Linked DNA regions of Homo sapiens: region 1 is linked to region 2. Evidence: chromatin contacts called from ENCODE Hi-C or POLR2A ChIA-PET data. All regions are on one chromosome and are shown on one strand. Each heading gives the region's core, a stretch centred on a gene start or an enhancer-like site at or near the end of the contact. The rest is flanking DNA. Distances are from core to core; before and after follow the strand shown.

What was found. A loop is a pair of places that touch in the nucleus more often than their neighbours do. ChIA-PET counts read pairs that join two places held with the same protein, here RNA polymerase II (POLR2A). Pooled maps may share reads with other maps.
Region 1: a loop to region 2 is called in a pooled map, with 5 times the contacts of the local background. The contact joins the enhancer-like site here to the promoter of LINC02696 in region 2. A Hi-C loop is called at or near these places in 4 of 50 pooled maps. POLR2A ChIA-PET finds 5 or more read pairs at or near these places in 2 of 52 experiments (A673 and activated naive CD4-positive, alpha-beta T cell).

Annotation. Positions count from the first base shown.
Region 1 is chr11:45,078,889-45,083,876 of GRCh38, forward strand. No RefSeq gene overlaps it. Among named protein-coding and RNA genes, the nearest start is that of PRDM11, 65 kb to the right of the region's middle. RefSeq lists a silencer at 1,181-1,250 and enhancers at 3,366-4,243, 4,244-4,988. Within about 2 kb of position 1,448, at least 13 of the 41 ENCODE cell types and tissues checked have a DNase peak (open chromatin) inside an H3K27ac peak, as active enhancers do.
Region 2 is chr11:45,352,665-45,358,131 of GRCh38, forward strand. It overlaps LINC02696 (long intergenic non-protein coding RNA 2696), which reads left to right and starts at 2,707. Exons shown (of 2, transcript NR_120558.1): 1 at 2,707-2,938; 2 at 3,732-3,993.

The sequences.
Region 1 (4,988 bases), core at 198-2,697, 280 kb before region 2:
CATGTTTTTTTTTTTTTTTGGAGGAGGAAGCTGAAGCACAGAGAGGCTAAGTAATTTGCCCCAGGTCACACAGCCAGTGAATAGTAAGCCAGGATTGGCACACAGGTCTCTAATTTTAATCACTTCACACTTAATCCCTAAATTATATGCTCTTTAATTAGGAGAGGGTTTAGGATTAGCCCAGAGCCAGGCTGCTGCAGGGGAGAGGCCCCCCCCTGCTTAGGGGCTGTTGGGGGGTGGAGCTCCAGCTGTCTCTAGGGAACAAACACAGCTGAGAAGGAGAAAGGGGAGGAGTGTCTTCATCGGAAGACACTAAAGAGAGGAAGCAGTGGGAAGAAGTCTGTCTTGTAACACTCAGGAGAGCTCACCAAGCGCCAGGCACAGCGCTGGGCCCCTTCCATCCTGTACCCTGGCACTCCTCAAACCTCATAACTCGTGCAGTCTTTGAAAAAAGTGAAACACTCTCTGGCTTTTGTATTCATTAACATCTCCAACAAGTGACTACTGCAACTAAAATGAATCAAAGCAAAGGAGGAAGGCAGTGCTTTGTGAACCTCATGTCCTCTGCCCCTTCTCCGAGATGCTGTCCAGACACCCCGCTCCCCAGCCAGGAGTGAATTTCACTGAATCCTCCCTGCAAAGATGCCGACAGATCTGCTCATTCTATAGACAAGGGCATTGATATGCCTGTGGCAGAGGTGGCTTTCAGTGAAGGTCTGTGACCCCAAAGCACAAGGTTTCTAATCATGACCCTATACTGCCTGTTGGGGTGACATGGGCCTCTAGCTGACAGACCACTCAGATGACCAAGAAGCCACATCCCTTGCTAAGTGTCAGAAAATTTGGTTTAAGCTGGCAATTTTCCAGGTTGTATACACTGGGGGAAGCACAGAAAGGGGAATGGCTGAGGCTCAGAGAGGGTAAGTAACTTACCAAGGCCACACAGCAATGGCCTTGTCCATGGTGTGTGGCCTCAGGACTGGAACATAAGTCCTGTCTGCCCCTGTGTCTTCCCTGCCCCCCTCCCACGCCAGCACACACCCCACACCTCTGAGATACCAGCCTGGCCTGCTGAATAAGCTCACGCAGACTGGATTCTGATGAGTGTGTTTCGCTTTGCCTGGCAGGCTGCTTAGTGATTGTTCTAAACCTGCGTGTGGGCTTCTCCACTCCCCCAGTCTTCTATTTCTTTCTTCGCCCCCAATGCTTCCCCATCCCTCACCCTCCCCCCACCAGCACCCAGTACAGCAAGCCACACTCAGCAGGTGTTCAATGAACACTTGCTCTGCCAACGAGGCATTGGACCATCTGTAGGGGGCCGGAGTGGGTGTCAGGCTCCCACCCCCACCCCAGCGCCAGCTCCAGGGCCCAGGACGGGAGTCCCTCTGCAGGTGAGCCTGACAGCACTCAGGCTGCCGTCCCACTTGGGGGAGATTGTAAAGACTGTGACTTCCGGGAGGAAGTGGTTCAGAGGCCCAAGCTGTGTCTGGAAAGTCAGAGGCTTGCTCCAGGCCAGGAAGTCACCCAGCTTGCAACAGGGCCCTCGGGTCCCATCCTCACCCCCTGCCTACAGTCAGGGAAACTCCTGCCAAGCCCTAGAAGGATGTGAGCCCAGACCCCTCTCCAGTGGCAGGCTTCTAAGACCTGGTGCCCAGGAAAGGGAGTTGGTAAACAGCTCAAACTGCCCCACTTTGAATTTAGAAACTGCGGGGAACGTGTGAGCAGTGTGGGCAGCTGGAGAGAAAGGAGTGAAGACGCAGGCTTGGGCTCGTTCACTGGCACAAACTGTGAATCCCTGGCGTCCCTCAGGGAGTCTGGCAATGGGGTTGGGATGGTACCAAGGATTCCTGGTCCTAAGGGCTTTCCCGTTGCTGTTGCCCCGTGAGTCCCACAGTTTACTAACTCGAGTGTGCAGGAGTTGCTTGGGAAACTTGCGGTTCCTGCACTCCCAGCTCCAGAGTCTAACCCGGTAGGTCTTGTGTAAGACCCAGGAATTTGTATTTTCATCGATGAGCCTCCTGACCCCCACCCCCAGGTGATTCGGCACAGGTAGTCTTTGAACTACACCTTGGAAGCACTTTCTTGAGTTTTCTTCTCCAAGGGCTGGAAACACCGGTGCTTAACTAGAAGCGGTCTAGTTGTGAAGGCTGAGGTCCCATCCGCTTGCCGGAGGCCGGCCAGCAGGTCATATGGTTCCAGTGTCTCTGAAGGCGGAGGCTGGTCACTTTGGAAGTGGACCCATCTAGGGCCTGAAGCTGGTTCCTGGGACCCTCCCATCAAGGGCTAGCTGAATGGCCACCACCCCAGGCTGTAGCTATATCTCCTAAGAAGGAACAGAAGAAAGGAAGGGGCCTGGAAAGGTGGGGAGGAACCTGCCACAGAGATTGGAGATGCACTGGGCCCCCAGGAGAGGGGTTATCGTACAGGATAGCAGGGGGACTGGCCTATGCCCCACCCCCGATGCTGACTCCCCTGGGACAGCCCTGTGGGAGATCCTCACGTTGTGCAGAGCTGGGAGGGCTGGATATCAGCTCTTCCCTTCACAGTGGGCAGATGAAGGTTCCAGGAGTTTCCCTCTTAAGCACTGGGATCCTTCCTGCTAGCGCCTTCCTATGCTGTAAGTCATATGTATTAGTCCGTTTTCAGGCTGCTGATAAAGACATACCCAAGACTGGGTAATTTATAAAGAAAAAGAGGTTTAATGGACTCACAGTTCCACATGACTGGGGAGGCCTCACAATCATGGCAGAAGGCAAAAGGCACTTCTTACATGGCAGCAGGCAAGAGAGAATGAGAGCCAAGTGGAAGGGGAAACCCCTTATAAAACCATCAGATCTTGAGAGACTTATTCACTACTAGTACACTATGAGAGAAACCGCGTGATTCAATTATCTCCCACCAGGTCCCTCCCACAACACGTGGGAATTATGGGAACTACAATTCAAGATGAGATTTGGGTGGGGACACAGCCAAACCATATCATCGTATAATGCAACAAATTCTGGTGTCAGTATCAGGAAATGGTGAGCTCCAGCTCCATTGAGTCACTGAGACCCTGGGAAAGACTTCCCACCACCTGGATTCACTGGCCCCACCACCTGCCATCTACAATGAGGAGACTGGATTAAAACAGGAGAAGCAACAACTGATTAATACGGCTGCCCTGAGCAGTGTCTTGAGAAGCACTGGGGTTAAGTGTGGGTCTAGAAAAACAACCAAACACTTACAGACCACGTGCCCAGTACCACTGCAAGCATTTTACAGATATTTATATAAAATTTAATTTAATCTTGTTTAAAAGCTCATTTAATTCCGCAGCAACAACACCATGAAGTCGGTATTAGTACCTCCACTTTACAGATGAGGAAACTGAGGCACAGGATGATTAAGGATCTTGTCCAGGGATTCCCAGTACATGGCACAGCTGGATTCTGCACCTCTGTAGTCTGGCTCTAGACCCTGCCTCTACTCACCTCATTCTTCCTCCAAAACAACACAAAAGCTCATTATGATGACTTAATGGCCGGTGTCTGCCCCCGGCATGGCAGGGACAGAAGAGTACACAAACCTCTTATCAGCCTTTCCTACCACATTTCCAGTCTGCGGTTCTACCACCCATAAACAAGCCCATAGAGAGTAGAAGCAAATGGAGCAAGATCAGAGTGGGCCAGGGAGCACTGGAGCCCAGGCGGGACTGGACTCTTCCATTTGAGTTCACCGCACCACTTCATGCCTCCCCTGGACTGACCAGCATTTGAGCCCAAACCCACAGGGCACTGCTCACCATTCCTCAAAAAATCTCAGCTCGTTCCCACCTCTGGACCTTTGCACATGCTGATGTCTTCCTCAAAAACATCTCCTTTTCTTCAAATTTCATCTCAAATGCCACCTCCTGCAGAAGCTCTTCTAGATTCTCCTCCAACCAAACAGAGCCTGCCCTTTCTCTGGAGCCCCAGGCCAGGGTCCCATCCCACCACCAGCAGAATAGAGGCCACAGCTTCCCAGCTCTGCATGCCCAGCAACGGGTTCTGGCGCATAAGGGATTGAGCGCTCAGTAGGGGATTGAGGCACCAGAAGGAAATGAAAGCCTTCTGAGTTCTGACTCATTCACTGACTCGTTTATTCTATCAGGCTTTTTTCCTTAATTGAAAAAGAAAGAACTGAATTCCATACCTGCCTATAAATAAGGATTTAAAATCACATCAGTCACAAGAGCCCACTGTTTTGTCTCCCAGGGTCTGGGCTGCTGATCAGTTTCCTTTGTTAACCAGATCCGGTTTGTTTATCAACATCAGGCTGTAGAATTTGCAGGTCAGGCCACAAGGGTGTGAACCTTCTGCCATCCCCTCTCCGACAGTTGAGGAAAGAGGAGAAACTATAAATAATGTTCCTCTGCCCTCCAGGAACTTCCAGGCTAACATACAGGCTGGGCATACAAAATAAGTCCGCACCTGTGTGCCCGCCAACGCTGCAGTGGCAGAGGGGCATGCGGTCCACAGCCCCTGCAGAGAGGAAGTGTCTGGGGCAGACCTTGCCAAGCAGCCAAGAGTCTTCTCCATTTTCCCCTTGCTGGTTTTCTTCTCACTTCCCCTTTGTTAGAACTGTCCTCTTCTCTGCAGATCCTTGCTGGGGAGGATAGACAGAGGCAGTGGGGTAGGGAGGCAGGAAAGGTGGGATTTGAAAACACCAGGCTGAGCCAGAGCCTGGAGCAGCCGGGACCTCAGCAACACTGTGGCTGCCCATGGAAACCATCCCAGGTAAGATGATGGTCCCCGGGCTCAGCCAGCAGAGGGCCTAGCTGAGTCAGCATCTGCGCATCAGTGAATGAAGGTGTGAATGAATGGAGTGGAAGCTGGAGATGGGATGTGAAGTATGTGGGTCTCTGCTGGGAACACCTATGAGTCCTTGCCCTTTGCACCTGGCATTTGTGCAAATGACTCACAATCACAAGTGAGTCCTTTCTTTCTTCTGCTTCCTACCTCATCTTT
Region 2 (5,467 bases), core at 1,457-3,956:
CTCACGCCTGTAATCCCAACACTTTGGGAGGTCAAGGTGGGTGGATCACTTGAGGTCAGGAGTTCGAGACCAGCCTGGCCAACATGGTGAAACCCTGTCTCTCTACTAAAAATACAAAAATTAGCCAGGTGTGGTGGCACACGCCTGTAATCCCAGCTACTTTGGAGGGTGAGGCATGAGAATCGCTTGAACCCTGGAGGCAGAGGTCGCAGTGAGCCGAAATGGTGCCACTGCACTCCAGCCTGGGCAACAGAGCAAGACTCTGTCAAAAAAAAAAAAAAAAAAAGAGGCTATTATCCTATTTCAGACATTTTAAGGTTACTGTAGAGTCACTATCTAGGAATCTACATGGCTAAAATCTGCTTGCTCTGCTATCCCCCCAACCCCTACAGCCACGCACACATCCTCCACTGATCTCAAACTTCTCAGGCACTTCATCTCCTTCCTTCAATGATCTCACCTCCCTTTCCTAGGCAAAATGCACACTGCAAGACAGGACATACTTCACCTTCCAGCATCAAACTTTCATCCACGGCTGCTCTGGCCATGTGTGTGAATTAGAAAGAGGCACTCTTTCCTCAAGGGTCTTTACTATCATTTGCCAGGAAACAGTCAAGGCCACTCTTCAGTTTGTCCATGGGCTGATCAACATAAAAAATCCCTGGCTCCTTCTCATCAATATTTAAACAAGCTTTGGCTGGGTGTGGTGGCTCGTGCCTGTAATCCCAGCACTTTGGGAGGCCAAGGTGGGAGCAACTGAGGTCAGGAGTTTGAGACCAGCCTGGCAAACATGGTGAAACCCCATCTCTACTAAAAATACAAAAATTAGCCTAGCGTGGTGGCGCGTGCCTGCAATCAGAGCTACTCAGGAGGCTAAAGTAGGAGAATCATTTGAACCCCAGTGGCAGAGGTTGCAGTGAGCCAATATTACACCAATGCACTCCAGCCTCGGCAACAGAGTGAGACTACATCTCAAGAAAACAAAACAAAACAAAAACCCCCCAAAACAAGCTTATGTTTCTCCAATCTTAAAAAATAATAATTAAAAATCATCATTTTCCTTTCAGAATCACTCTCATTTCTTCACAGACAACTTCTTGGAAGATTTGCCTATGTTCATTTATCTCCATTTTCTCACCATCACCCTCACTTATTCCTCAACTCACCACAAGCTGACCTTCTCCAGCCATTCCAAGGAATCTGCTCCAGGTAACAACAAAGTCTGCTCAGTCATCTCACTAATTTATCAGCAAAACTGACCTAATTACTCTTCCTGAAGTGCTCTTCCCTTGCTCCCTGCAATGCCGCATTTCCCTGGTTCCTCTCCTAGGGCTGCCTGCTCATCTTCCCTTTCTTTAGTAGAAGAGCTCTTGACACTCTGTCCTGCGCCTCTTTCCCAAAGGGTATTCTCTCCACCAGGCAATTTCTTCTAAGCTCCTGCTCTAGCACCATTCATATACAAGAATCTAAGGCACAGATTTCTAGCTCAGGCCTGTCATCTAAAAAATCAAACCAGGCACATCCATTGGCCTGTTGAGTTTCTCCCCTAGAAGACCTTCAAGGCTTAATATATGTAAAACCAAACTTCCCACACATCAGCTTCTTCTCCTGTGGTTCCCTTTTAGTATGTGATGGCCCAACATTCTCCCAGCTATCAGCCCAGAAGCCTGGCAGTCACCCCAACTCTGCAAATTTCACACACCCAATCCACCACCACCACTGCCGCCACCTGCTTCCCAATGATCTCTCTCTCTCCCTCCCTCCCTCCTGTATTCTTCAGCTGTGGCCTGAGTCCAAGTAACCAAAGTCAAGAAAAGCAGGGCCATGTACTCTGTACTCACCAGCCTGGTGCTTGAAACCCTCAACTATTGTAAAGTGGTTATGTTAATGAAAAGGGGTCCCCATCCAGACCCCAAGAGAGGATTCTTAGACTTTAAGCAACGAAGAATTTGGGGCAAGTTCAAAGAGTAAAGTGAAAGCAAGTTTATTAAAAAAGTAAAGGAATAAACGATTGGCTACACCATAGGCAGAACAGCGGCATGGGCTGTTCAACTGTGTATACGTTATTTATTGATTATACACTAAACAAGGGGTAGATTAGTCAAGAGTATTCTGGGGAAAGGAGTGGCAATTCCCAGAACTGAGGGTTCCACCCTCGCCTTCAGATCATATAGAGTAACTTCCTAACATCGCCATGGCATTTGTAAATGCTCATGGTGCTGGTGGGAGAGTCTTTCAGCAAGCTAATGTATTATAATTAGCATATGATGAGCAGTGGGGACAACCAGAGTTCACTTTCATTGCCAATCTTGGTTTTGGTGGATTTTGGCCGGCTTCTTTAAGTATCCTGTTTTACCAGCAGGGTCTTTGTGACCTGTATCTTGTGCTGACCTCCCTGTCTCATCCTGTGACTTAGAATGCCTAACCTCCTGGGAATGCATCCCAGCAGGTCTCCACCTTCTTTTATGCAGCCCCTATTCAAGATGGAGTCCCTCTGGTTCAAACGCCTCTTGACAGTTCATCTTTTCAGTGTTTCCGGCTAGGAAATTTAAATGTTTGTCCATCTATTCACTGGGCTCTGAAGCACTCATTTAGTACACTGAGAAAGGAGAGGGAGGGGGGATGGGAGGAGGGGAGGAGCAGAGAAAGGAGAGGAGGCGGAGACGGTTAGTCTAGCCTCTCTGTGGGGCCTCTCTGCTGGTACCCAGATGCTGAGCGCTGAAATTCTCATCCGCCACACACAACATGGCGGCTTCCTGGACCCGCGCCCAATTTTCGCTTCCGGGATGGAAGCTACGTCATTTCCCCCTCTGTTGCCCTAGCGCCCCTTGGAAGCCAAGAATATGAGGAAGTCTTCTTCCTTCGCGCCTTCTTCTTCCTTACGCTCCAGGGCAGCCTGACAGAGCCGCTCGAAGGCTCTGCTGGCCGCGGCTAGCCGGTGAGGAGGGTGGGGGGAGGGGCCGTCCCGCGTGTGGGGGAGTCTGAAGGCGACCAACGAGAGGGAGGGCCGGAGCGGGGAGGTGGCTCGGAGGCATGTCCAGTAAATTGGGGATGAAAATCCTCCCAGGAACCCGATTATTAATGGGTTGAGGGAAGTGGCAGGTGCAGCGGTTGCGCAAAGACAATGATGCTTAGTAGCCAGGACTTCATGGCCACAAAATTTGTGTGTAGAGAGGGCCACAGCAGCCTGAAAACCATTTTCGTCCCCTTTTAGGTTTACCCATTCCACTGGACCCAGCCACCACCCACTCCTGCTGTCTGGTAAACTTTCCTCCTGTTTCTGGGGCCATGTCTGGCATGAAGAGTTTTTACTGAATAGTTTTCATTGATCGCAGGCCAGTTCTCTCTTCTCACCCCTTTATTGAAGTGACAGTGAAAATCTAAGTGAGAAAGCACTGTTACAGGGGCTGAAAAGGCTACAGGAGACCAGAGCCATTGACTTTTATTTTTAAAATGAAGATCTCTTTTACTTGAAGGAACTTAAGAATTTTGGCATTCAAATAGGGGCTGGAAGACTTGAAAGCAGTAGAAATTTCACCACAGGTGATAGGAAAGGATGATCACGAAATGAATATCTCCTGACTTGCACACCTAGTGAGCAGAGCCAGGAAGGACCTCCTTCACCTTAGCATTTGGAACAGGCTGCAAAGTTCATTCTTCCTCATAGCAGCCCCTGCATTCAGTTTGGTTTAGTTGTTTTATGTGGTTTCTAGCCTGATTTTTTTTTTCAGGGTGCAGCAGAAGTCTCAGGTAGCTGAGAAGTTCATGGAATCTTCTTATTTGCTACACCTTTCACTACTGCTTGTGATATAGTGCAGGGTTGGGATGTGCAGACATTTCTCAAGTGCACTGTGTACCTACACAGCATGCTGCAATTTGGCTACTGAAGTCAAGAGAAACTGGTTTGAACAACTACTGAGTGTAACATAGGAAGCGCATTTCATTTGATAACAGGAACACAGCTTTTGTGCTAATAAAATGCTTTGAAAATTAGTGTGTGGTCTTTAGTAATTAGCATATACATTTTAGTTATCCATTGGTTCATAACAAACGGACTAAATAGGTACCCCACTGAGTCATTTATCTAAATGAAAAGTTTGGTTAAATTGTAGTTGTAGGCATTGATCAAAGCTAATGGGAAAAAGAGATTAAGATGAAAATCATGGGATTAAATTTTTAATTAGTTTGCCCCTTGGACCGTTGCTTGGTATGACATGGAGATTGATTGGCTACTTATGCCTGCCTGGGAAGATATGGCTCTGCTACCAAACCTCTGAACGTAAGAGTGTTTTGCAAAAAAACTGAATATTTTATTCAGTAATTTTTCACTTTATTCCTGCTTAACAAGGAATTGAAAAGGAAGGCAAGGTCTTGGATCTCATAGTTCTTGGTATAGTGATAGATATAAAGTATGAGATGGGGGCTTCAGTGGGTTCATTAATAAATATCTCAAATTAACATGTCTAAGTCAAACTCTTCCTTTCCTGCCCCCAATCTCTTCCTCTCCCAGGGCTCCTTATGTCAACTAATGGTGCCATCATTAGTGCACTCAAAGCAAAAACCTGGGAACAATCTTGATTCCCTCTTTCATTCCCCACAGCTCACCCATCAACAAATTCGATCCGCTTTTATTCTAAAATATATCCTAAATCCATTCACTGTTCTTATCTCCACCACCCTAACCCAGGCATCATCATCCTTTACCTGGTTAACTGCAAGATCCTTTTCATTTAACTTCCCTGCTTCTAATCTTCTGACCCATTTTCACCATCCCAGTCCATTCACCACACAGTAGCAGCCAAAATATTTGTTTAAAATGTAAGTTAGATTCTATCACTTTTGTGTTTAGAATTATTGTCTTCCCCCACTAATTACTGTGCCCTATGTGATCTGGACTCAATCTGGTACCACTCCCTACCCCTTCACTCACTATAATCCAGACATACTATCTTTCTTTCTTCAACCTGCCAAGTTTTATCCTGCCTTAGGGTCCTTGCACTAGCTGTTCCCTTTGCTGGAACCCTCTTCACCCAGTTATTGCAGAGCTGGCCCTCTCTTGTTTAGAGCTGAATTTCAATGTGACCTCTTCAAATAAGTCCTCCCTTGACCACCCAAACTCATGTACCCCCTTGTTACTCTCTGTCACGTCATCCTGATTCAGTTTCACCACAACACTCATCATTACTGCTATTTTCTTGTATCTTCCTTTGTTTATTGACTGTCTCCTCCCATTAATATGTAAGCTCCCTGAAAATAAACATCTTGTCTATATTGTATGACTGTATCCCCAGAACTTCAAATAGTCTGTGACATATGAATGAATGAATGAATGAATGTACGAATGGATTCTGCTTCCCCAAAGCTGCTGCCATCTCATCTCAGGTACATTGAAACAGGAAGGCTGGTAAAGGCCAGGGGGTCAAATGCTACATAGAGTGGAGCCTGAAGCACAAGATGTGGGCAAAGA